2 separate regions of the Homo sapiens genome follow, and region 2 is linked to region 1. The links are chromatin loops, found by intact Hi-C in ENCODE. Cell type or tissue: endothelial cell of umbilical vein. All regions are shown on one strand. Links, peaks and the distances in the headings refer to the core of each region. The heading gives the core; the rest is flanking DNA.

Region 1 (2,808 bases), core at 162-2,661:
TTATCTAAACCTAGTGCTTATAAAAACTAGCCTAGCCACATTGTGGAAGATACAGACAATTTTGGAATCATCCTGAAATCTGTTCATTGAAGCTATGGAGGATGCCCACCTCTTCCATAAACCAGTAGATTTCCAAAACCCCAAAATCACTAATAAATACGTGTGGAATGCTGAGCAGATATCTCAGAAGGTGAACCTTAAAATAAATGGCAACATTTGTAGAAATGTAAACTGGTAGGCTGCAAGTTGCAGGTTAATGTAAAACAAAGGAACAAAACAAAAACAAATGACTACCAATGTCCCCAAGAAACTGCAGAAAGATCAGAGGCAATGGAATATTAGAAACTCCAAAGGACACCCAACAAAAACCCTTTCCAGACCACAGCCCCATGTTTAGAATGGCAATTCAGTAGGGCAGGGACACTGGGGCCAGTGGGTAAGAAATATTCGATAATTGGGCCAGCAGTCCAGAGGCAGCAGAGCTCAGAACCTGACGGTCGGTACACAGAAAAGCTCCATGTTTACCCATCAGGATAACAACAGTGGAGGGACCCCTCGTACTGACAATATGCAGAGGCTACTCTACCCAATGTGTGGGAAAAACTCCCATTTCATGTGAACAACAAGAAGAACAACCAAACAAACGGATCATGATGAAGCCCTTGTAAAAACATTACAGAATAAGATGAATGAAATAATACATAGGCCGGGCATGGTGGCTCACGCCTGGAATCCCAGAACCTTGGGAGGCCAAGGCAGGCGAATCACCTGAGGTCAGGAGTCTGAGACTGGCCTGGCCAACGTGGTGAAACCCCATCTCTACTAAAAATACAAAAATTAGCCGGGTGTGGTGGTGCGTGCCTGTAATCTCAGCTACTCAGGAGGCTGAGGCAGGAGAATTGCTTGAACCCAGAAGGTGGAGGTTGCAGTGAGCCAAGATTGCACCACTGTACTCCGGCCTGGGTGACAGAGCGAGGTTCTGTCTCAAAAAATAATAAAAGTAAAAATAAAATAATACATAAACGTATAAACAGAAAATAAACACTCAAAGCAGATGAAGACTATAATCGAATATGACAACATGACCAAAAGAAATTTAAACAAATAGAAGCTCCAAAAGAATCACAAAACTAGAAATAAGAAAACACAGAAATGATGTCTAAATGATAAGAGACTAAAAAAAGAAAGAACAAAAACTGTTCAGGAAATGATGAAAAAGAAATGAAAAAAGTATTTGAGAAAGAGGAGTGAAATACAGGGGACAGAGGAGTGAGGGGACAGCATGAGGAGTGAAGCAAGGGAAAGAGAATGTAGAAAACATAAAAACAGAGGGAAATACATGGAAAGAAAACAAAGGAAAGGAAAGACCAAACCATAGATCCTGGTATAATTAGAATACAAAAGGAATCCTGAAAACAATGCAATAAAATAAATATCACATGATGAAACTAGGAAAATATATCCGTAACTATCAACAAAAAGATAACATACATTCTCATAGAGCTGCTGACTTGAACAATAAAGGGAAAGTCTCTTTCCGTATTCAGGAGAAAAGAGCAAGCCACTTCGAGGGAAAAAAAAACATTCTCAGCAGTAACATTTTATGCTGCTGGTTAACATTATCCTTGTGGTTAACATTTTAACCACGAGGCAAGGAAGCAGCAGATTTAAGAGTCTCAAGAAATGAAAATGTGAGACAAACACCTTCGAAAAGTTAGAAACAGACCCATAAAGTAAACCAAATAAAGCAAAGAAAGAAACTAATAAATGCACTTGGACACAGGAAGGGGAACATCACAAACCGGGGCCTGTCATGGGGTCGGGGGAGGGAGGAGGGATAGCATTAGGAAATATACCTAATGTAAATGACAAGTTAATGGGTGCAGCACACCAACATGGCACATGTATACATATGTAACAAACCTGCATGTTATGCACATGTACCCTAGAACTTAAAGTATAATAAAAATATTTTTAAAGGAAAAAAATTAAACAAAAATTAATAAGTTAATTAAGCTGATTCTTTTTAAAAAAAATCAACAAAATGAGCAAACCAATTGGCTAACCTAAAACAAAATGGAACAAACAAAAAATACTGCTAGCCAACCTGATGACAACAAAATGCTAATCAAAATAACAAAAAAATACAAAATTAGGAGAAAATCAAACAGAGGAAAGAAAAGCTATTTACACAGGTCTATGTTACCAAATAATTAAACAAAATAAATAGGGGATAATTTCCTAAGAAAATATACTTCACCAAATAGACCCCAATAGACCAAGCAAGTCTGAAACAGACAGTTTTGACTGAACACTGTGACTCACGCCTGTAATCCCAGCACTTTGGGAGGCCGAGGTGGGAGGATCGCTTGAGTCTGGGAGTTGGAGACCAGCCTGGGCAACATAGCAAGACCCTGTCTCTAAAAAAAGTTTTAAGAATCAGCCACACATGGTGGCACACACCTGTAGTCCCAGCTACATGGGAGGATGAGGTGGGAGATCTCTTGATCCCAAGAGCTGGAGGTTGCAGTGAGCTATGATCACACCACTACACTCCAGCCTGGGCAACAGAGCAAGATCTTGTCTCTACTAAAAAATGAAGACATAGGTCTGCCACAGTGGCTCACGCCTGTAATCCCAGCACTTTGGGAAGCCAAGACAGGTGGATCACAAGGTCAGGAGATTGAGACCATCCTGGCCAACACAGTGAAACCGCATCTCTACTAAACACACAAAAAGTTAGCCAGGCGTGGTGGCACACGCTTGTAGTCCCAGCTACTCGGGAGGCTAAGGCAGGAGAATCGCTTG
Region 2 (2,808 bases), core at 228-2,727, 60 kb after region 1:
AGAAAGATTGTATCTAAACTTGGTCCTCAGCCTAATTTTTTTTCAAATATCTTCTTAATTATTTGAATAAAGGTACAGAATGTGTGCTCATCATATTACTTTTGAGAGGGTGAAATAAATATAAAACAAGTAACCATAGTTATTTTTACCGACTGGATAAAAGAACAAAGCTTAGATGAAAAATAATAAAGATAAATATCAATTTGTGTTTGGGGAAAAATACACTTTTAAAAGCACACAACTGGGACAACGTGGCATTCAAAAAAGTGAATATGACCTTCAGTTTTATTGGGAGAAATATAGCATATGAAACAAGAATACTCAAAGTACTGATCTATTCCACATCCATTAGGCCACAGCTTCTTGAATGGTTTCAGTTGTATATATCATACTTTCCAAAAGGCATCCATCCCAGAAAAAGCAAAAATGCTCAGAAAATCAGGGTTTTGAAAGCTTGAAGTTATAATACGTAAGAAAGAGGTGAAGGCAATGAAAATATTTATCTTTAAGAAGTGTAGAATTGTTTGGGGGTTATATAGACTGGGGAATATACTATTACATCATTGAATATTTGATTCAAGGCTAGTGGCTAGAATATTATTTTAAATGTCTTCTTAGAGTAGACCTGGAACCAAGGGGTGAAACCTTCAAAGCAATTCTCAGAAAAGGATGTGGTCCTCTTAATTTTTGTTTTTTTACCAAGGCCACCTAATTACTTGGCAAATATACGGTATGTTATCAACAAATTTAGTTTTGAACTAGACAACCTTTAAAAAATACCTTGAAGGCTGAAATTCTCTGATTGTGTAACCTGAGGACTGAAGGACTCCATTCAAGGACTAGGGTGTTTTCAATCTTTTTGAATTCAGTTCCAGATGCACCCGGTCCTTTCAGGCACCCTTCATTATGCATCCAACCTACTGCTGTGTCCCCAGCCAGCAGAAGTGAGAAACTCAGGACCTTTCTTGGCACATGTGCGTCCTTGAGGTTCTGAAAACTGGGAAAATGGAAGGAGTAGGTGTTTCCAAGGCATTCAATACTTTGGTTAAAAAAAAAAAAAAAGAATGCTAAAAGGCATAAATTTAAAGTTACCCTTTGATTTTGACAGAGTTTCTGTGGATCCAAGACTTTCGACTGAGTCACCAAGTCAGCCACAATATAACTATTTCAACTGACTGGGAATATTATTTCTGAGTCATAGTAATGTAATGATCTGAACATTTATATTCTCTCAGTTACCTAGTACATACTAACTTCATTTCAAAGGTGAATAATATATTAAAGAGAATATTGCTTATTGAATACTACACTGTATGAAAATACTACAGGTTAAAAAATCACTTAAATCCATTAAAAATGTTCAAATATCAAGTCCCTATTTCATAATAAATTTTCCCTCAGAAAATATGCAAGGAGTAAACAATACATGACTCATTTATTAAAGCTTCCATGTTTTTATTGCAAATTCCTAGTTGGGCTTTGGAATAGATACTTCCCTTCTATCATTACCACATTCTCTGAGTCACTAGGTTTCTAGATGTTGACAGGAAAGCCTGTTCCTATGTCCTTGTACTATCACACGTGGGCAGGATAAAATGTAACTCTAGAATTTGTACTAAAGGTGGGTGGAAATTCCACTCTTAGATCCAGGCACCCTCAGGCGTCAGCCCTGAGCCCTGTGCTTTGCAAACTTCTCAAGCTATTATTATGTAAAAATAGATATCTTGGGATATTATTCAAATGCACTCTGTGATTCCTTAGAGCTGGGGTTGGGGCCTGAGAAGTTGCATTTCCATAAGTTCCCAAATGATGCTGATGTTGCTGCAGGTCCATGGACCACGCTTTAAGAACAACTGACTTAGTAATTCCCATTCTGTCTCTTTTAGACAGGCCCTTCCCCCACAGGCTGCAGTTCATGTGACTTAGGGAACCTGCCAACTCAGAACCTGTGTCCTTTTTTCCTAAGCCGCACTTTGGTTATCCAAGACCCCAGAATTACCTGTCCAGACAGCCTCCCAAAACTGTGCATACCTGTCCCCAGTCTGTCCTTGCAATAGAAGACTCCACCAGTGTGTACACACCTGTATCTAAGTGTGGCCAGAAAATCAGCTATTTGAAAAAGGTTAAATTGTGTGGGTAGGGGTTGGGGGGTGGGGGGACACACAGATGGGCCTCATGCAAAACCTCCCCTATTACAGGGTGGAGATTGGGGTAGAAACAGAAATGTACTATGATTAGAGGACCTTCATCGTCTTCTTGCTCCAGCAGGCTAGTGTTGTGGTGGTCTTACCCTTATACCTACTTATATATAAAGGACAGGGAGAAATCCCATCCTATTATGGCTCATCCCTGATTTTAAGGATCTGGGACCACAGATGATTCTTGGATGGTTCTATTTCATGAGGAAGGATTGCATGTACAGTGCTCTTCTTAGGGTGAATGAAAAATGTTTTCCCCCTTCCATATAACCCTCTACACATTTTCCCAGATGACCATAAATGTAGGGGATAGTGTATGCACTTTGGATTTCAGCTGAAATACGACTAACTTCCTCTGTGAATTTGAGCAAGTCAGTTGACCTCTTTGCCCTCAGTTTCTTTATCTTTAAAATGGGAGTAAGAATGTCTCCCTGTTCTCTTCCATCTCCTTCTTATTTCTACCCAATTTAATTCAATACTTTTTTCAGTTTTTTGTTCAGATGCTACCATCTTTGATTAGATCAAGTGCCTGTATCTCATCTGGAAGTAACTTCTCACTGCACTTGCAACCCTTTGTTCTTTTTTTTTGTGGTTTTGTGTTGATTAATGT

What was found. Hi-C counts contacts between places; a loop is a spot of excess contacts. Peaks named below come from ENCODE experiments on the same cell type or tissue, not always from the same donor. Only the 100,000 strongest peaks of a DNase experiment are listed, where the experiment ranks them.
Region 2: a loop joins it to region 1, with 5 times the contacts of the local background. A loop is called at or near these places in 6 of 110 quality-filtered maps.

The regions. Positions count from the first base shown.
Region 1 is chr13:101,389,096-101,391,903 of GRCh38, forward strand. The region is part of intron 3 of NALCN (sodium leak channel, non-selective); the gene reads right to left. Among named protein-coding and RNA genes, the nearest start is that of NALCN, 26 kb to the right of the region's middle. In endothelial cell of umbilical vein, for the core only: no CTCF peak of the experiment used is centred there; a DNase peak (open chromatin) is centred at 1,496; H3K27ac peaks cover 1,587 bases.
Region 2 is chr13:101,449,039-101,451,846 of GRCh38, forward strand. No RefSeq gene overlaps it. Among named protein-coding and RNA genes, the nearest start is that of ITGBL1, 2.2 kb to the right of the region's middle. RefSeq lists an enhancer at 682-1,881. In endothelial cell of umbilical vein, for the core only: no CTCF peak of the experiment used is centred there; DNase peaks (open chromatin) are centred at 1,153 and 1,503; H3K27ac peaks cover 2,500 bases.